Linked DNA regions of Homo sapiens: region 2 is linked to region 1. A link is a loop called in an ENCODE intact Hi-C map of the cell type or tissue named here. Cell type or tissue: K562. All regions are shown on one strand. Each heading gives the region's core, and the rest is flanking DNA. Links, peaks and the distances in the headings are about the cores only. Region 1 overlaps LOC105374211 (a long non-coding RNA gene). Region 2 overlaps SLC7A14-AS1 (SLC7A14 antisense RNA 1).

The links. A loop is a pair of places that touch in the nucleus more often than their neighbours do. Peaks named below come from ENCODE experiments on the same cell type or tissue, not always from the same donor. Only the 100,000 strongest peaks of a DNase experiment are listed, where the experiment ranks them.
Region 2: a loop joins it to region 1, with 6 times the contacts of the local background. A loop is called at or near these places in 2 of 110 quality-filtered maps.

The regions. Positions count from the first base shown.
Region 1 is chr3:170,773,992-170,784,624 of GRCh38, reverse strand. The region is part of intron 2 of LOC105374211 (a long non-coding RNA gene); the gene reads right to left. Among named protein-coding and RNA genes, the nearest start is that of RPL22L1, 91 kb to the left of the region's middle. In K562, for the core only: a CTCF peak has its summit at 4,056; DNase peaks (open chromatin) are centred at 5,744 and 7,254.
Region 2 is chr3:170,721,653-170,732,285 of GRCh38, reverse strand. It overlaps SLC7A14-AS1 (SLC7A14 antisense RNA 1), which reads right to left. Exons shown (of 6, transcript NR_135556.1): 4 at 6,667-6,726; 5 at 2,591-2,930. All of the region lies in intron 1 of LOC124906302 (a long non-coding RNA gene), which reads left to right. Among named protein-coding and RNA genes, the nearest start is that of SLC7A14, 140 kb to the right of the region's middle. RefSeq lists a silencer at 1,792-2,086. In K562, for the core only: a CTCF peak has its summit at 6,797; DNase peaks (open chromatin) are centred at 1,925, 4,995, 5,495, 6,645 and 1 weaker place; H3K4me3 peaks cover 214 bases.

The DNA.
Region 1 (10,633 bases), core at 1,652-9,651:
ATTAGCTTAGTTTAATCAATATCTATCCCTGGGAGGTCATGGAACAGAATATGATTCTCCCAGTATGGGAAAAGGATATTGGGTATGAGTTATCAGGAGACAACAAACATTGCCACCTACACTGGAGAACTCCTCAGGTGTTTCTATTACCAAGTCCTAGAGTCATGTCTATATCCCTTCTCTTTGGGAGTTTCGAAGCTGCCATCCTCCACTCTTCTCTGTGATATTCCTGGCTTTGGGTTTCCCAAACCCCTCAGGATGCTTGGCTTTTTATCCCTCCTGCAAATGCACAGTTTGTTTCATTATAACATCCTTGTCTTTAGGAGATTGTAAGAAAAAAAGGGGGTTAAAAATGAACTATGAAGAGGCTATGAAGCTTTAAAAAAACATTCACAGTGTTTACTCTCATGGTCTCTGAGCCATAGTTCCCAAGTTCCTTCTGAGATAATAGCTAAATATCTGCTAGATTATTGTTTTCAGCTCTCTATCTATTCCAGAATGTCCCCTGGCTGAATCCACAGTACCTTGTTCTTTAGATTCAAAGCAATGCTAAACCCTTTATTCATGAAAGCATTATATTTGGCTAATACTTGCAGAGATCCGTCAGTTGGAAAATAGCATTGGGAGGATCCCTTGACTGATGACAGTGATATGTTCCCCCACAAAGCAGCCACTTTGGGCACCTCTGCCAGTCCATGCTGGGCTTCTCCTGATTCTCTAATGCTGTAAAGAGAAAGGCTGCTGTATTCAGACTGCGATTTAGGAATTTTCTAGAGTCTTTCTTTGCCATTGAACAGTATCTCTGAAACTTTATGCCATTTCTTGATATTCCATCCCTAAAAAGCCTCATCTCAAAATCTTCAAAATAGGTTCCCCAAGCTCAGATAGATATTCCATCCCAAACATACACATAACAAGGAGTACATGCTTGTAAGTGTGTGTCATTATTTCTGGGTTCTGTATTCTGTTTCATTGGTCTATGTGTTTGTTTTTGTACCAGTACCATGTTGTTTTGGTTACTGTAGCCTTGTAGTATAGTTTGAAGTTGGGTAACGTGATGCTTCCAGCTCCGTTGTTTTTATTTAGGATTGTCTTGGCTATTTGGGCTCTTTTTTGGTTCTATGTGAATTTTAAAATAGTTTTTTTCTAGTTCTTTGAAGACTGTTATTAGGAATTTGATAGGAATAGCACTGAATCTGTAAATTGCTTTGGGCAGTATGTCCAAAATATTCATTCTTTCTATCCATGAGCATGGAATATTTTTCCATTTGTTTGTGTTGCTTCTGATTTCCTTGAACAGTGTTTTGTAATTCTCATTATAGTAAACTTTCACCTTCCTGGTTAGTTGTATTCCTAGGTATTTTATTCTTTTGGTGGCTATTGTAAATGGGATTGCATTCTTGATTTGGTTCTCAGCTTGGATGTTGTTGCTATATAGAAATGCTACTGATTTTTATACATTGATTTTGCATCCTGAAACTTTGCTGAAGTTATTTATCAGATCAAGGAGCTTTTGGGCTGAGACTGTGGGATTTTCTAGATATAGAATCATGTTGTCTGAAAACAGGGATAGTTTGACTTCCTCTCTTCCTATTTAGATGCCTTTTATTTCTTTCTCTTGCCTGATTTCTTTGTCCAGGACTTCAAATACTATGTTGAATAGCAGTGGTGAGAGAGGGCATCCTTGTCCTGTGCCAGTTTTCAATGGTGTTGCTTCCAACTTTTACCCATTTAGTATGATGTCGGCTGTGAGTTTGTCATATGTGGCTCTTATTATTTCGAAGTATGTTCCTTCATTGCCTAGTTTGTTGAGGGTTTTTAACATAAAGGTATGCTGAATTTTATTGAAAGCCCCTATTGAGATAATCGTATGGTTTTTGTCTTCAGTTCTGTTTATGTGATGAATCACATTTATTGACTTGTGTATGTTAAACCAACCTTGATCCCAGGGATAAAGCCTACTTGACCATGGAGGATGAGTTTTTTGATATCCCCCTGGATTTGGTTTGCTAGTATTTTGTTGAGGATTTTTGCATCTAAGTTCATCAAGGATATTGGCCTGAAGTTTTTCTGTGTGTGTGTCTCTGCCACGTTTTGGTGTCAGGATGATGCTGCACTCATAGAATGAGTTGAGGAGGAGTCCTTCCTCCTCAATTTTTGGGAACAGTTTCAGTAAGAATGGTACCAGCATTTTTTATACATCTGGTAGAGTTTGGCTGTGGACCTGTTTGGTCCTGGGGTTTTTTAGGTTGGCAGCCTATTTATTACAAATTCAATTTTGGAACTCGTTATTGGTCTGTTCAGGACACACAACAGTGTGAACAGGCATAATTGTGGCTGTCTGGCCATTCTTTCTCTCTACTCTAGAAATAAACAATACAGAGCAGAATAGCTAAGAAAAGAATAGAAGCAGAGTATGAGCACAATAATGACAAGGACTGAAGTCATATCAGATTCAAGAACTCATGTTATATGGTAGACAAGGGAGTGTTCAGAAATAAGGGAGTGGAAATCATGTCTGAAAATCCTGGTGGTTAAACATTTAATAGGGGTTTGACATCGAGCTGTTGAGGCAAACACTATTGAGTTGTGGTCCTTAGAAGTTAGGCTATGAGAAAAGTTTTGGGAGTTTGGAGTCTAGGCAAGGGAGTAAGAGAAGATAGCAGTAGAATTGTAGAGATGGATAACCCAGAAAGTTAGGCAAAGAAGACAAAAGAAGATGTGGCCATTGGCCAGGAGTGTATCTGGCCCAAAAGTGTGTGTCTTCTGGCCTGAATAATACCTTCTAGTGGGCATGGAAGGTCCTGGGTCTGCAGGTGTGTTCAGAGAGGTATGGTATGTCACAGAAAGGATACTGGATTAGGAAGCACCAGGCATAAACTTTAATCCTAGCTCTGCCCCATGCAAGCTATATAGCCTTAGGGAATTCATTTAATCTCTCTGAACCTTCGCTTCTTCATTTGAAAAACTTTGATGAAAGCACTTGTATTCTGTGAGGATAAGACAATACATGTAAAATTACTTTGAAACTTTAAATTACTGTGCAAGTGTAAGCCATTACTATCTTATTACTGTGAGTACAGTGCCCTCTGATTAAAATAAGCAAAGAAAGGAGATAACAGAGGTATAGCGGATATTCAAGTTCCAGACATCCAATAAAGAAGCTATCCATATGAGCTATCCGTATCCATATGAGCCTAAATTATTTTTTTCTCAGCAATGTGAAGTTATCTAAGACTTAGAGTAGTAAGACAATGCAAATAGCTATCATTTTGTATAGTTGTTAGGACTTTTGGCTTCAAATGACTGAAATTGGCTTCAAATGACAGAAAAAAGGGAAAGTTTGTTGACTCACAGAACAGGAGAAGGCAGAGAGGCAGCTTCATTTAACCATGGCTCAGTTCAAGGGCTTAAATGGTGTTGTAATCTTTCTCTTTCCCTTCTTAGTTGTTTACCCCTGTGTGGACTTGTTTGCCCTCACATTGCTGGCTCATCATATCATTCCAGCTTAGCAACCTTAGCAGAAGGAAAAATGGACTCTCCCACCTTCCATATGCTAATCCCCAAAAAAGACTTGGATGCCCCCTGCCCCAGCACCACCCTGTCCTCAATCTTTGGGTAACATGCTCACCTCTGAATAAATCAGAGCATATTTACTTTTTCCAAGTATCAGATGCATAAAGTTATAAGTAAAAGAATCTATTTTCATTAACATGTGGTCAAACCAGAAGCTCTCTTCTATCAGGAATATATTTGATAATACAATATGTACAATTATAAAAGTGCCATATGCTTTTTTCTTATGATAGAAACTCCATGAAATTGAATTTATTAGAATTCTTGAGTTTATAGCCTATGCTTGTGATATTTGACAGCTTTCTGAAATTTGTCACTTGTTTCAATTTTTCTTCTCTTCATTTGGCACCTACTGTGTGTCAAATGCTTCACTGGTCGCTGGGGATATACAAGTGAACACAGTAGGCCCTTATGTCACTTGCCTAGGAAATTGTCAGATCACCACCAGTAAAATGAGAGGGCCTCCAAAGGACTTCTCTGTGAACCTTTGGTCACCCAAAAACTGTAACTGCCACTTCACTATACACTTAGGTTGATTTTTTAAAATCTGTAAGTCTCCCTGTAGCCTAGCACTGGAAGATAGACAAAAACAAAAGAGAACTAGTTAACATCTATTAATGAGACAGAACAAAGCAAGACAACAAAGGCAAGACTGCAATAGTGGCAGAGACCAACTTTCTGTATTTGAGGTTGGATCTTGACTTTTTTGGAATTTTATTTTAGCTATTTTTATCTTAATGAAAACTATATAATAATGATGGTGAAATGTATAAGCTGTGAAATCCTGTGTTTCTGGATGCAGGAGGGATATTCAATGGGGTGAAACAGGAAATGTCATAAAATCCAGGCACTATTATGCTGGAGAGACATTTTAAAGGTGCAGATTAGCCTGGAATTTGTCTCTTAGCTCAAAAGCCGTAAGTTTATAAAACTCTCCCTACCACCACCTACAGCAACCCAGAACATATCAAAATTAAAAGCTCAAAAAGACAGTGCAGAGAAATGCTCTGCCATTTAAATAGAGACAAGACACTTTCAAGTAGTAAGCAACTTCGGCTGGCATTTTGCAGAGTGTATTAAAAAATAAATCTTCTTAAATTGTAGCATGCAATGAAGACTTAAAGTATGAACTTTAAAAATCATTGCCGCCAAGAGATTTGTGAATTCTCTAAAATGGTATTGAAATATCTGCTATAAGAAAGAAGCCATTTCAAATGCAGATGGTGAAGGTGGTAAATACCTTCTGAAAGGGAAATAATCTATAAATTTACAGTAAAGGAAAAAGAGACATTCCCTTGGCATCCTCAGCTAAGGGTTTCAACAATTCCTAGTTAAGGATTGAAGGGTTGAAAGTTATTATCAGACTCTATGCTGTTTATTATTTTTTAATGTACATACACCTAATAGGTATGTGTATGGGCATGGGTATGGATATGGACACAGACATAGATATATAGATACATGGATATAAACACACCCATTCTGGAAGGGCTATTATTGCATACTTGATCTTTTACCTTTATGTATCAAACTTCTATACACATCCACACATGGTTAAGTAATGTAATAGTCAAGTATATTTAGTTTTCATTCTATTGAGTGAGTTTAGTCAATTTTACCCTCTTTGTTGCCATTACAAAGTCTCTGCTTCATTACCCTCTCTGGTGAACTGAAAAGACCTTGACATCAGATCTTGGTATAAAATTTGACTCTTTCACCTGCCAGACATGAGACCTCAAGCAAATTGTGTAGTCTCCAAGTTGGTAAAATAAGAAGAATAAGACTGATGCCCAAGGCTACTTTGCCCAAGATTAAATTATGTAATATATGTAAAGTTTCTGTAACCTACCACCCTAAGGGAAACTTCCTGCCCATATTTTCTGTTCACAGGGACTAGTGTGCCACATATAAAACAACGTGACCTCCCCTATTAGTTTTGGCCCTGGGTGGTGACCCACTCTCTGGTACCAGAGAGGAAATGACCCCAGTCCCTGGGCCTGTGTCCTCTGAGCCTATGGGGGCAGGGGCCGCCCCATCAGCCCTCTGCATCCATGGAAGTTGTTCTTCCTTCATTTCATTTCATCACTGTCCTTTTCAGTCCAGGCTGGCAGTATTTGTACTGGTATAAAATTCTCAGAAACCTCACTGGCCTTCTGTGCAATTCATGGAAATCCAAGCTATCAGACAAGAGGTCTTCCAGACTTTTAGATAACTATATCTCTATTCGTGGCTTCTGCTGAGATGGCTAATGGGATCCATGAGTTAAAAGCCTAATCTCTTTAGCAAAGGCTTCTCTAGACACACCCTTTGCCCTCTTTCCAGAGAACACTATCTGGTGAGGCTGAGACTCAGCCAAAGCATCAAGTGCTGGTTTCTTTTTACTTAGCAGTTTATTCTTCAATTTATTTCTTTCTTCTCATGTTGTGTTAAAAGCAATAAGGAGAAACCAGGTAGTACCTTCGAAACTTTTGTTAGAAATTTCCTCAGCTAAATATCCAAGTTCATTGCTTACAAGTTCTACTTTCTAACACAGCACAATTCAACCAAGTTATCAGCCACTTTATAACAAGGATCACCAGTCCTCCAGTTTTCAACATTTCGTCATTTCTGTCTGAGACTTCACCAAGCACCTTTAATGTTCATATTTCCAGCAACATTCTGTTCATGTGAAAAATGTATTTTCTAAGACAATAGTAGCTTTCTCCAAAGCTCTCCTCTTTCCTTTCTGAGCCCTCACCAGAATCTCCTTTAATGTCTATATTTCTAAAAAAGTCTTTTCAAGGAAATCCATGCCTTTTCTTTCACGCACCACACAACTCTTCCAACCTCTATCCACTACCCAATTTCAAAGCCATTTCTAGCATTTTAGACATTTATTACAGCAGCTCCCCAATTCCTGACACCAAAATCTGTACTAGTTTTCTAGGGTTTCCATAATAAAGTAATACAAACTGGGTGGCTTAGACAACGGAAATTCATTGTTTACTGTTCTGGAGGATAGAAGTCGGAAATCAAGGCATTTACAGGGTTGCTTCCTTTTGAGGGCTGTGAGGAAAGGAGCTGTTCCAGGCCTGTCTCCTTGGCTTGTAGAGGGCTGTCCTCGCTGTGTGTCTTTACATAGCTTTCTCTTTTTGTGCCTGCCAGTGTCCTAGTTTCTTCTTCTTATAAGAACACCAATCATATTGGACTTGGTGCCCACACTACTCTAGTATGGGCTCATCTTAATTATTTATACCTGCAATGCCCCTATTTCCAAATAAGGCCACATTCTGTGGTATTGGGGATTAGGATTTCAATGTATGATTTTTTTGGCTGGGGGGAGGACACATTTTAGCCCACAATATCTCCCTTACATGGTACCAGTTGATTAGGCCAGGGTTGGGCAGCTGATCTATATATTACTAATTTATAGTTGGCCTATGACATTATCTAGAATGAACAAGTAACTCTTGGGCATTTAACTTGAAAAGTCTAGCATCATCCAGAAAGTTTGCAGGAAGAGGTAACACTGAGAGAAACACAGAGAAGAGTCCCTGAGGTAAACAAGGGTTCCTGAGCAAGCCAGTTATGTGGGGGCAGTAGCTCTGAGTCTTGAATAAGCTGAGATGTGTGATTAGGGTAAAGATACAGGGCAGGGAGAAGTAGCAAAAGGAGACTCAATAAGCTACACATGGAGAAGGGCCGACAGAGAGCAGTGGAGTTAAGTGAAGGCAGAGCACTAGAGGATAAATAGGTTCAGTATCACAGCCAAGGCCCCCGGAAATGACCAGGATATGGTTCCAGGCCCCATGAGGCCAGGTCCTGCTGTGGCCCCTGTTCCTGGAATCATGATCTCTGTCTCCTTCCTAACTCCTTTCTTACTGGCCCCTCCCCGCAAAAAACCCCAACACCTCCTTGAGCTAAGCCAGGTACAATACAAGGAGCCCAATTAAATTAGCACCTAATTCAAGGATGGAACAAAGTCGGTCCTCAACAGTGTTAGTTTCCATCCCTCTTCACCAGCTGTTAACTAGATCAAGATTCTGGTGCACAAAGCTACCAGACTAAGCAATGGCCCTTCCATGGTGGTTGGCTCATTAACCCCTCTTACTCTTATATGGGTTTTAATGAGTTAAGGCACTGTCAGATGCCGCTTCTTTCAGGAACACATCCTTCAGACTGTACAAACCTTGGTACAAACATTAGGAATTGTTACACTTAGAAACTCTCATTTTTATGTTTATAAACTGAGAAGAGGAGGTCATCACAGAGCAGTGGCTTTCCTTCTCTTTAGTATGCAATAGCAAAGGTGGGAGAGGAAAAAAGAGAAAACTGATGAGAGAAAAGAGATGGCTGACTGTTGCTAAGCAACCTTTGTTGGCAAAAAATCTAAAAACAAGAATCATGAGCTTGTAATTTGGCCAATATCATAGAGGATATTTATAATTCCTGAGAGATTTGTTTTCAGACCATTCCTTTTTGTAATTGAAGCACTTAATCACTTATTTTAGAGATGGTTGTCATAATTACATAAAATTTTATCACTTAAAGCTAATTTTGGAATGTCACTGATTGAGTTCCAAGTATTTGCAGAAGATATCTTAAGTTTTTTTTTAATGAAATATGCATCAGAATATATATGGTTTACACATGAGTACCATGGCTCTCCATATCTATAGGCAAGTATGCGTCTCTCTGTTGCTGTTATAGCACTGAGAATGGAAGGGCAGCACCAAAGCTTACCGTTTACATAATTACAGTCTTGGATAGGGAGATTAATTCATCCTGATTTGTCCAGAAATTTCCCAAGTTTAGTACTGAAAGTCGTACATCCCAGGAACCCCCTCAGTCCTGGGCAGACCAGAACAGTTGCACACCTTATCTCTGATCTTATTGTTGTACCTAAGAGGGTTAGATTGGATTTGCAATGAACCCTGGGGCTAGAGTGTTCTTGAAAGATCTTTTCTGAACACAGCTGAACTTCATATCTTCATATGAACTTTATATCTGGGGATTCCTCTGGGCAACTAGCTAGTTTGAACCTGATGGGCTTTAATTCATTTGGTGGAGCCTCAAGAAAGAGTAGTTCAGTGGAATCCACTGGAACTCCTTGGGAGTGAGAGTGAAACCAACCTGTTTCCTTAATCTGTATTCTGGGCCCATATCTTAAGCCCAAGACTTCCAACCTCTTGTCGAACCCTAGATGCTTTATATATGTAACAAATTCCTGTCTATAACATCAGTCATTATACAAAGCAATTCCCAATGGGTATGGATGTAGTGGGGTCTGCCATGGCAGATGTGTAGTAGTAAACGGATGTGCAATTTGAAAGAGAAAGCCATCCTGCAGTTCTTACATGTATCCCAGGGAAGAGGCTGTTCCCACTATGGGAGCAGTCACATCCTCTCACACCAATACAAAAGCATTCTTTCGAACCACTTTGGCAATCAGAGGTTTGGGTTAGGCACAATAAATTGACCAACTACATGTCTACTTGCCTCTGAGGTTCTTGGCACATGGTACTATTGACTATGTGATCAATTGGCCTGCATCCTGTGATCAGTTGACTATGTGATCAATTGACCTGCATCCTGTTATCTAGGGCACATAATAATAAGGTAGGCTATGCATCACAGCAAACTGAATTCAATGTGGAGGGCCCAGGAAGGAGGTATTCAAGGTGCATAAATAGTTAGAAAATAAGATGGCCAGAACAGTGGTAATTTAACTTAGTAGAGATAAGACTGGGCATGGCGCAGTGGCTCACGCCTGTAATCCCAGCATTTTGGGAAGCTGAGGCAGGCAGATCACCTGAGGTCAGGAGTTCAAGACCAGCCTGGCCAACATGGTGAAACCCTGTCCCTAGTAAATATACAAAAATTAGCCAGGCGTGGTGGCTCATGCTTGTAGTCCCAGCTACTCAGGAGGCTGAACCCGGAGAATTGCTTGAACCCGGGAGGTGGAGGTTGCAGTGAGTTGAGATCATGCCAGTGCACTCCAGCCTGGGTGACAGGGCGAGACTTTGTCTTAAAAAAAAAAAAAAAAAAGATAAGACTGAAAGGTAATAATCAATGCTCATGTAGATAAGGATTATTTCAGCTAAGGGATAGGTCTTGTACTGAAATAGAGCAAATAAGGGAAATTTTGAGCAATCCAAATATGCCAGAGTTAGGTGGAACATCCTGACATTCAACATGTAATAATTATATCTCATCTGGCAATACAGGGATGCCCTGTATCCAGGGTTAACAAAGGATTTCCCAAGGCTTGACCTGATAATTCTCTGTGTTAATCAGTTTATACACTGCAGGAAAGACCCTAGATGAATGTACCACCACAGGTGTCCCTAATAATAATCCATGGTATCGCTCAATGCCTTGAATGAATACCAAAAAATTCTACAGTGATTTGTGTGTGTGTGTGAGCTGATGGCTAAGAGGCTGAGAGGTGAAATAGGACTAGGCAATTAGGTTGTAAAGATGTAGAATAAAACTCAGTTGATGCCCTTAAACTCAGCATCATGCCATTCTTTCAAATGAATAGAATTATGTTTTAGGCTGGCATTAAGGAGGGACAATGATGTTGCATATTTAACTAACAAATGCTAAGGGAGTTATAAGTGGATTTAAATGAAAAACTTTGCAGGTGAAGAAAGATAGAAAAAAGCTGAGAGTAGAAAAATAACAAAAAGCTCTCATCATTCTTTATTCTGGGAAAACAAGGGTACCAGTTTCTGGGTTGACTTGCTTATGTAAACTAAAGCATTTTTAAAGGGTGCAACCCATACATTATCTTCCTTAACAATGAATGAAAGGGTGGTACTATAAGTCACAAGAAAGATTATAGTGGGGTGAGTCAAGCGAATACTCAGAATTCTAAAATTCTGAATTCAATTCTTTGGGCTCAAGGGATATATTCTTACTTATATAATACTAAGTCAACAAGGAATTGGTATGGGGCATGGTGTAAAGTAGGGGAGGGTTGTGGAGGTTCAGAGATGGCTTTTTTATTCCATCTATCTTGTTCTCAGATCCATCCACAGACACAGGAACTTAACCCTAGACTCTTAGGGGCCCC
Region 2 (10,633 bases), core at 1,218-9,217, 52 kb after region 1:
TCTTCTGAAATCTGACAAAACCCATGATCTTCTGCCCATCTGAAGAGAAGAACAAAATTTTGCATATGATGTCTATTCAAAGGACCTTTCAGACTTCTTTGATAAAATCCAATATATTCATTGAGTAGGAAAAAGAAAAGAGCATTCTTGAAAGTGATAGCTTGATTCTCTGATCTATGACCTCTCATTTTTTGACACCAATTGAAGGGGACTGACCCAGAGGATCATGAGCCTATAATTTCCTTCCCAACTTCTCAGTGAAGTCTGGCATTCCTAGGAGCTAAAAAGGTAGGGTTATTAACCTTAGTTTTCACTACCATGATCCTTGATCTTTCTCTTATCCCATCTGAGACAGGATGGAGATTATTAAGTTTGAAAGCATCCATTTGACTTATAGATTTATTAAGGCCCAGGGGTAACCGGATGGGATGAAACTGAGGAAGCAGATTGGGAATCAAGTGGCCCATTCCATACTGGCAACACATCAAGATCATTTAAGTAATGATACTAAGTGCATCAATGATTTATTATGGAGCAAGAAATTTCCCAGCACTGCTCTTTTAAGTATAAGGCATGTCATGATGATATTGAGCTCCTGCAACGTGCTAGACTCTATTCAATATCATACAACATTCTTGTATCTGTTCTTATCTTTTTTTGTCTCTTTTTCTTGTTTAAACAAATACAATTAAAGGGATAGTAGAATCAAGTGGCTCACTAAAGACCACAAAGCTGGTAAGGAGCAGAGACAAAAATCTAAGCCAGATTTGCTGACTGTAAGGTTCCCTGTCTTTCCACTGCATCACAGCTCTGCTCCTGTGGCCTACCCTCTCTGCTCCCCTCCTACTGTGTGGCCATAAACAAGAGCTTCACACAGAATGCCAAATGAGAGATGATGCTGCAGGGAAAATGAAGGAAAAGAAACAGCACTTCTTAAAGCAGCTATCATTGGCAAGGGAAGCAGTGTTCCTGTGAAAACATGGTATCCAAAATGCTTTTATTGGTGGGAAGGTAGGAATCTCACACACAGACACACACACACAATGGGTAGGGTCTATATTGCAGAACCAAGAGGATAATCTTCACGACTGTTGTGACTGAAGAAGAGTGCTAACAGATTTCTCCACATGGTTTGCTGCATATGCCTGCTATAGAAAAGACTTATAATTTCACACTAAGGGTAAGCTTGATGGTGAATATGTACATTTTTAGTAATTCGATTGAGTTTATTAAACATGTATTATGGTCAAGACTCTGACCCCAAAGAGGCTGGAGAGGGGCCCCAGGAAAAGGAATCCCTAGTCTCTGCCCTTCATAGCTTTTTTTTTTTTTTTTTAAGATGGAGACTTGTTCTGTCGCCCAGGCTGGAATGCAGTGGTGCAATTTCAGCTTGCTGCAACCTCCAGCTCCTGGGTTTAAGCAATTCTCCTGTCTCAGCCTCCAGAGTAGCTGGGATTATGGGCCCCTGCCACAGTCACCACCCGGCTAATTGTTTTGTATTTTTAGTGATATGGGGTTTCACCATGTTCACCAGGCTGGTTTTGAACTCCTGACCTCAAGTGATCCACCCGCCTTGGCCTCCCAACCTTCAGTAGCTTTTTATCCAGACTTACCAATAAAGAACTTACCAAGGAAGTTACCAGACTGACCAAGTAAGATTGAATTAGAGCTGGATGTACAGCCAGTCTGCCCCATTTGCTCCAAAGGAGGAGTGCTTAATTTCAACTGGAGAGTTGGGAAAGGCTTTATAAAGTAGGCAGAATGTGAACTGGACCTTGCAGGCAGAGAGCCACTCTGTTTGGCAGAAAATGAAGGGAATTTCATTTCCAGCATAGGAAACAGACATGAAAGTGTGGCATCATGTGTTTAGGGAGAAAGGAGACCATTCAATGTGGCCAGAGCACAGACAAGATAAGGAATGGTGGGAGACGAGGCCAGCTGTGTTTTACGCTAAGATAAGGAGTGTGCTGTAGATTTTTATTATGCTTCCCAGTGCTTCACTTTTCCTTCCTGTGAGAGAATTACACATCTCCAGTCATTGCCATTGGACTGTTAGTGCCCACCATGAGAGGAGTACACATTTCTGCCCCACTGACATGGGACTCACTCATGTGACCTGTGAACAGATGCCTTCAGGCCACTCCCTGTTGACAACAGCTCTCTAGCTTTTTTCCCTTTGCCACCAGAATGGCTTATTCCATAGAGGAGCTGCTCCTCCAGCTGAGTTCTGGAATGAATGTTATCCATGGAGCAGCCCCACAGTTGACCCCACAATGACCTATAACTAACATGTAACGTGATAAAAAGTAAACCTTTGTTGTAAGTAACCGAAATTTTAGGGTTGTTTGTTGCCCCCAGCAAAGTTGACTAATAAATGTTTTTTACTTTATTATCAAAAGCAATGGATTTTGTAAAAAAAAAAAAAAAGAGAGAAGAAAAAAAAATTTTTTCCTTCTCTCCTTTCTGGCAGTCTCATGAATTTCAGTGCCGAACAAAACTTCATTTTAAATTTCCAACTGTGCTCAGATTCAATTGCTTTTTCCATATCAGGCATTCTGGAGGAATAGAATAACAATTAATTTATACTCACTTTTTGTAGCCACTGGATCAGATTCACCTGGAATTCATGTAAATCTAATAAATAGCACAGTGGGCGTCCAGTGCTTTGTAGCTGATGGCAGCAGATACATCACTTCCTTCCAATTGTTGAGGATATATAGCCAATTTGCCAGATAGGAATAAAGATTTCAATTTAAACACAAAGTTTATTTTTCAGAGATGGAATATTCCATTCAGGCTCAGCAAAGAAATAAGTAGACAGATGTTTCATGCTGAGGGGAACACCAGGGAAATGGCTTGGTCATGCTGGCCATGATGCTGAAAGCTCGTGCTGCCACCAATTTAAGTAAGTTCAAGGAGGCTTAACCTTCCTGGGGTTGATGAGAAAAAATTGAGAATACATTTTGTTATTATTTATATTATTTATGTATCACTGAGTTGAGCACTACCAAAGGTCACCATTCAGGTAGTATGGGAGGGAGCATGCCAGGTGGAGAGTACAGAGACTTAAATAGTATTAGGAATGGTGATGATAATGATGATAAGATATAAAAAGAGAAAGAAAATGGGCCTGGAGTCAGCTAAAACTCAATTACAAGAATGGCTTACAACTTACTAACTAAAGGTTTTATGGGAAAGCTGCTTTTAAAAAAATCTCTAAAACATAGTTTCCTCATTTCTCACATGGAAATAATAATACCTCTCTATTATAGTCATTATGAGGATAATATGAGATAATGAATGTAAAGTATTTGACATGTAGTAAGTGCTCAATAAATGTTGTTGGAGTTCTTTTTCTTCAGCTTTTTAACATCCTCCCTCACATGAATGCTTTTTCCTAACCCTGTTCAAAAGCCCATTCATCCTATAGTGCCTGGACTTACCAGCTCATCAAAGCCTTCTCTGACTCCAGTCTGTGATACTCTACCTTCTCTGAAACAGCAGTAATGGCCATAGGTGTTCATTATTTTGAATTCATTCACTCATTAATTCATTCATTCACCAAATATTTCCTGAGTACCTACTCTGTACCAGGCACTATTCAAGGTTCTGGAAATACAGCCGTGAACACAATATCCTTTCTCACCAAGCTTACGGTATAGTGAGGAGAGAGGGGAATAAACAAATAACAAGATGTAGCAAATCAAATAATGATTAAGTACGATGAAGAAAAATAAAATAGGGCAAGAAGAAAAGGGAGCGCCAGGGTGGGAGAGATAGGATTTCGTGTCAAGGCAGAGGGTCAAGAAAGGCCTCACTGAGGGGACACTGGAGTAGAAGGAGTGAGCCATGGGGAACCTGTGTGATAAAATCTCAGGGTAAAGGATCTAACCCATGCAAAGGCCCTGAGGCAAGCCTGACATGTTCTAGGAAGGACACCAGTGTGGCTGAGCAGAGTGAGCCAGAGAGGGAGTGGTGGGAGATGAAGACAGAAAGGTAGGATCCAGCAGGTGATGAAGAGGATTTTGATTTTTAAACTGAGAGAGTCAGGAAGCCATGGGAGGGTTTTGAGGAAAAAAGTCACATTATTTTACTTAGATTTTTAAAAAAAAAAAAAAAAGGTTCACTCCATCTGCTGGGTTGAAAATAGACTTCAGAGGAATAAGGAGAGAAGGAAAAACAAAGTTAAGGGATTTTTGCAATAAGAAGTGAGAGATAATGGCAGCTTAGAAGAGATAGTAGTAATGGAGGTGTTGGAAAGTGGTCAGAGTTTGGTTATATTTTGAAGAAGGAATTTCAAAAAAATTATCTGATGTGGTGCGACAAGAAAGAAAGGAGTCAAGGATGACTCCAAGGATTTTTGTCTGAACAACTGAGAAGATTCAGAAGATAGGAGTAGGAGGAGTTTTTGAGTAGGGGGAGAATCTTGTGTTCATTTTGGCATCTGTTGACTTTGAGATGTCTGTTAGATAGCCAAGTGGAGACTGAGTAGGCAGCCGGACATGAGTCTGGTCTTCAAGGGGCGAAATCTAGGCTTGAAATATGAATTCGGGGATGAAATAAGTAAATAAAATTTAAAGCTATGATCCTGGAGAAATCAGTGAAAGAGTGATTCCTGGGGCACTCCAGTGGGCAGGGCTTGGGAAGATAAGGAGGACAAGGAAAAGATACTGAGATGGAGCAACCAGTGAGGAGAAATGAGGGTGATGCCTCAGAAGCCAAGCAAAGAAAGCATTTGAAGAAGGAAGTAAGCAATGGTGTAAAATGCTGCCAATAAATTCAATAAGATAAAGACTGAGAATTGGCTATTGGATTTGATCATGTGGAGGTCACTGGAGATATTGATAAAAGCAGTTTTCAGGGAGCAATTTTGAGAGTGAAAGATTATAAGGAGAGGAATTGGAAGTAGTGGGCTTAAAAGTCTTGTTCAAGGAGATTTGCCGTAAAGGGAGCAGTAACTACAGGGAAAGTTGGGTCAAGGAAGGTTTTCTCTGTGAGACGGGTGGTGATTCAGCATGTTTCTATGCTGCTGGCAGTGACTCAATAGAAAAAGAAATATTCTTGAGCAGGAAAGAGAACAGATAATTGCTGGAAATAAGTTTGTGGATAGGAAAAAAGGATGGGATCAAGTGCACAGTGTAAAATTTGGCTTCAGATAGAAACCCAAACAGATCATCCACAACATCAGGAAAGAAGGCAGGACATAGATGGACAGACAGTCAGTTGGGAGAAGTGGGAGTTGGGAGAATAGGGAAGGTCTCTTTTGAGAGCTTCTATCTCCACCAACCCTACCCACACCCTCCTCCACCACCACCACAAGCCAGTGAATTAGGAAAAGGTAAAAAGTTGGAGGAGGTGCTGGAGATTTGAAGAGAGACAAGAAAAGGTACAGTGGTTATAGGAAAGTAGAGGATTGAATGGACTGATCAGGACAATGACGAAACCTTGCCAGCAGCTGTATGGGCCCACTGTGGTTATTAGTCATGAGTTTAAAATGAGATTTGTCAGTGTGGTTGTGGGGATTTTCTCCAGCCACAATCAGCTGTGGGGGTGCAGGGTGTAGAAGAGGAGGGAAACTGGATTTAACCAGGGTTTTACCAAGCAGACGTGATGAATGAAAGGAAGGAAAAGGTACTGGAGGGTGAATGAGTGAGCAGTTTTTAATAATGGACCATAGAATGTAAGCTGAGTCTAGAGGGAACTGAAGATTTTATGGGAGTGAGGGATGGTGAATGGATGGAGCATAGGTCCTAGTGAGGATGAAGAATTTTTGGAGTTGGAGTATCGAGGAATGGCATGGAAAGAAGAGATCAGTAGGTCTAAGAGTGGATGCATGAAATGACCAAGTCTGGGGTATAATTATCGGGTAAGTGACTGAGGCGAAGCAGAGGATAAGATCATTAATCATCATTACCTGGGTCTTATGTCCCCAGTAAGTACTTAGAGGAGAAGAACCATATCTTAAAAGTCTGTACCTTTCTCCTCAAGCATCTAGCACAGTGCAATGGGTTTCACAAGGGCTTTGTTAATTTTTGAGACAGAGTCTCCCTCTGTTGCCCAGGCTGGAGTGCCCTGGTGCAATCTTGGCTCACTTCAAGCTCCGCCTCCTGGGTTCATGCCATTCTCCTGCCTCAGCCTCCCAAGTAGCTGGGACTACAGCCACCCACCACTACACCCGGCTAATTTTTTTGTATGTATTTATTTATTTTTAATAGAGACAGGGTTTCACTGTGTTAACCAGGATGATCTCGATCTCCTGACCTCGTGATCAGCCCACCTCAGCCTCCCAAAGTGCTGGGATTACAGGCGTGAGCCACCGCGCCTGGCCTGGGCTTTGTTCATTTTTATAAGTTGATATTGAATGAAAAGTTTAACATCAACTTATAAACATTGAGGAATTTTAAAAATTGGGACAATGAGACTCAAATTTTCTACTACAAACTACTATTTTCTGCATCACCCCGTCACCCAAATTATTGCCAAGCTTTCGGGATCAACTAAAGGGGATTCCTGGCCTTACAGATATTAAAGTAATGATTTCAATTATTCAAAGCCAACCACAGAGTTCCATGGCAGGAGGTCATTTGTAACTTGTGAAAGCATGAACTTGGACTTCATGGCTTTAAGCCTTAGCTGGTGAGTAAGACTAGCCAATCAGCTACTTACCCTCTGTATCTCAGTGTGGCCATGTTATTTTACAGTTATTATCAGATCTGCAGACACTCTCTAAAGAGAAGAAAACATTATATGTAAAATTGCCTGAAAATCAAAGTGGTACTTTCATTAGGGCATCCATAGAGGGCTCTGCATAGAAACCTCAAAACGTAAAAACAACCAAATTTCACAACCGGTTTATTTAAATGGGCTCATTGCTTTAATCTGTATTTCAACATGTTGCTAAATACTCAGGCCAAAAAGTACTAAGCACTTGGAAGGGGTGGAGGTTGGGGGGAATTATCTTCAGCTCATTAGTGGCAAGCTCAGGGAAACAACAGAAAAAAATCTTTTGGGGTCATGGGCTGGGAGAATGAAAATAAACCAAGGTTTTTAAAATAAATAAATACTATCTTGTCAAATAAAACATACAGCCATAACTTGCAGGGGAGGAATAATTGGAAGGCTGAGGCTTATAGTAATCAATCAAACCTGATCACACAGCAGCTTTGGCAAGGAAGAGAAATAGGGGCTTTAGTTAATGTCTTGGCAAGAGCCTGCTTCCTTTCCACTTGACCTGGCCAGAGAGACAAGGTGTCCAGAGGTGTCAGACATAATGTTAGCTACCACCCCCACCCCCATGTGGTCCCTCGCAGTCCACAAATCTTGCTGACTGAGTTCTCATAACCATCCTATGTGGTAAGTATTAGTGTCTCATTTTGAGGATGTAAGTGGAGGCTGAGGGACCAGGCAATCTGCTTAAGAACATCCAGCTTGTATGTGGCAAAGTAGTGATTCAAACCACATCTTCTGGGTCCAGGCCAAGCTGTTTTCACACTCCAGCCAGCCCTGTGTCCATGAGTGTCTAACCTAAGGAGTATTTGTCCTAGTTTATTTAGGGTGCATTTCAATCAGGATTACCATTTGGGAGGGAAGCACATGCCAGCATGAGTTGCTCAGCCTAGCATTCAAGAGGACTGAGTCTTCCTTCATGATGTCTCATGTATGTTTCTTCCCCTTTTTCTTCTCACTGCCCTTCTTTACCTCATGCTGGGATATTGTGTCTAAGCTGAACATTCTGCCACTTTCACTTCTTTCCTCCAAACCAGTTCTTGTATTAATATAGACTAATTTTCCTAAGATACCAGCTTCATTACTTATTTTAAAATGTTTGCTGGCTGCTGTTCTCAGGATCAGGTATAAACTCCTTAGCTTGGTGTTCAACTCCTCTGCAATTTGGTCCCTAGTTATTTTGTAATTTTATGTCCCCCTTTCTGCCCTTTGACAGCCCAGAATGAGCATATTTCCCAATCCGAACCCTCATGTCCTGTGTTCACTTTGAATGCAGTGCCCTCGTCTCTCTTCTACACCTATATTTTCTACTTTTACTCTTTCAAAGCTAAGGTCCATTCTTACCACCTCATGGCCTTCCCCCAACATTTCAGCATATGGTGATTCTTCCAGGGCTAGTATGTTCTGTTTATCCCTCCAGGTCTGCTCTCCATCCTCTCCTCCCCGCTACCCAGGAAGCTGAGCAGCATCGACTGTCTCCCTCACTCCCCAAATACTGAACTCTCTCTCTGGTTTTCTACCACTCAACACCCACCTTTGTAAATAACTTTTTAAACAATTAAGCTCTCCTCAAATTACCCAATTTGAATCTGCCATCTGCTTCCTGCCAGGACTCTGACTGATATCTCTCCATTCCTCTGTATGTTCACAGGCCTTATTTATTGCTCTAAGTCTTCATGTACCATATCAAAGTCTGCTTTGAATTAATAGCTATTTTTCTCTGTGATTACATATTCCCAACCTGACTAAAGTTTCCTAAAGGCAAGGAATATGTATTACACTTTTATGTATGCTTCAATATTTTCCTCACCGCCTCCTACCCCAATAATACTTAGCACAATATACTAAGCAGTTAATAAGGACATTACAGGTCAATGTTCAAGGATAATGCTAAGAAGAGGGGGTGTGGGAATCAAACTAGAAAAACCTTCAAGTCTTCACCATTTTCTTTATTTCAAAAATGAATAAGGCTTAATTTTCTTATTTACTATTTGTAAAATGGGGATTAGGTACTTGCTCTTTCTACCTCACAGGAATGAAGAAAGAATTAAATCATGCAAAGCATGTAAAAGTAGTTTGCAAACTATAAAACATTGTGCTTTTTAAATGTAAATGATTATTACTTTTAGCAAGTTAATAGCTAACCAGCTATAAAGGCTAGTGTTTCAAATGATTGATGAGAGAGGCAAACTTCCAAAGGAATGAATGCACGATTAGGCCATGAAATTTGAAAAAGTAGTAAGGAAAACACTTGAAAGTTTAAAGAATTTTCAATGAACAAAGCATTTGGACATCTTCTATTATCTTGTGTTCCTATTTTAAAAACATTTAAATTGGTTAGAAAAAGCAGGCCAGTTTAAAGCCTTAACAAACACACACTTGAAAGCATCCAATTACAAGGATAATAGGTAATTGAGTGGTGGCGGGAATTGATGATTTACAAGTCTTGCTCAAAATTAAGCAAGTTCTTTTTTTGTGTTTTTTGTTTGTTTGTTTGAGACAGAGTCTCCCTCTGTCGCCCAGGCTGGAGTGCAGTGGCATGATTTCGGCTCACTGCAAGCTCTGCCTCCCAGGTTCACGCCATTCCCCTGCCTCAGCCCCGCCGAGTAGCTGGGACTACAGGAACCCGCCACCACGCCCGGCTAATTTTTTTGTATTTTTAGTAGAGGCGGGGTTTCTCTATGTTAGTCACGATGGTCTCGATCTCCTGACCTCGTGATCCACCTGCCTCCCAAAGTGCTGGGATTACAGGTGTGAGCCACCGCGCCCCGCCAAGCAAATTCTTATAATAACTCAAAGACATCTCCACTGGCCTCAGTTTACATACCTCCTGGCTAGTGGAAGACAGCTACATTGAATGCTACCAACTTTAAGGATCTGACAACAAACCTTCTGTACCTTAGAAATGGCTTCTAAAAGATCTGGAAAACAATTTTCCAGGAATTAAGGAAGCAACCAAAGTTATTGTAAAAGGTACACCTATTTTCCACAACATTGATGAAGAATTAAATAATCAATATAAAATACCTAGCTCAGTGCCTGATGCTGACATCATTCAGTGGGGGTAGCTCCCTTCTCCCTTATATTCAGATGCATATACATCATATATAATTATATTAAACATGCAGAGTTATAAATAAAAATTATACATAGGCTTAATTATAAATATATTGCATATGTTAAATGTATAGCAACATAATACAGATTGTGCTTTTGGAAACTTAACTGAGAACAAAATCTACATGCTTTTAATTATAGTAAATATGCCATGCATTAAGGAAAATTAACATTTCTCAAAATTCATATGCAAGAGAGTTGCTGCCTAAGACAATTTGCTGGAAAATGAATTGTGATCTGTACAGTGTCTTTGTGCTTGTTGTGAATTGCAGATATGGGAGTGTTCTGAGTATTTATTTTATGAACTTGTCCTAGGCATTATAATTACTTGTAAACTCAATCTCTATAGACCTTATAAAGAAGCTTTAAGAAAAAAGATCATTGAATCAGTTGACAAGAAATGAGAATTATAGATAACCAGCTAAAAGGTATCTTTATATTCTTGTAAACATCTCACGAATAATGGGAAATTGAGGAAGGCATCAGACTAAATCCATCTACAGGCTAGATTTGAGTGAATTAGGGTTTTTCAGGTTTCCTCCATCTCTTCTGCTTTTTCTTCCTGCTTTTCTTATTCCTCTGCTACTTTGTTTCTTAGGCTCTGCTTCCCTGCATTTGGGAACAGTTGCCAACCAGTAGAGCATTTCTGTTGGGCTGAGCTCTAGCACCAGGTCAGCACCAGCATAGACATGACTGACTTTTGGTTCAGGTGCTGCTCCAGGCTCTGCTCCAAGCAAATGTGGCCAGATATTTGGTATTATGTAATACCTGTGTCTGAGAAATTCTCAAA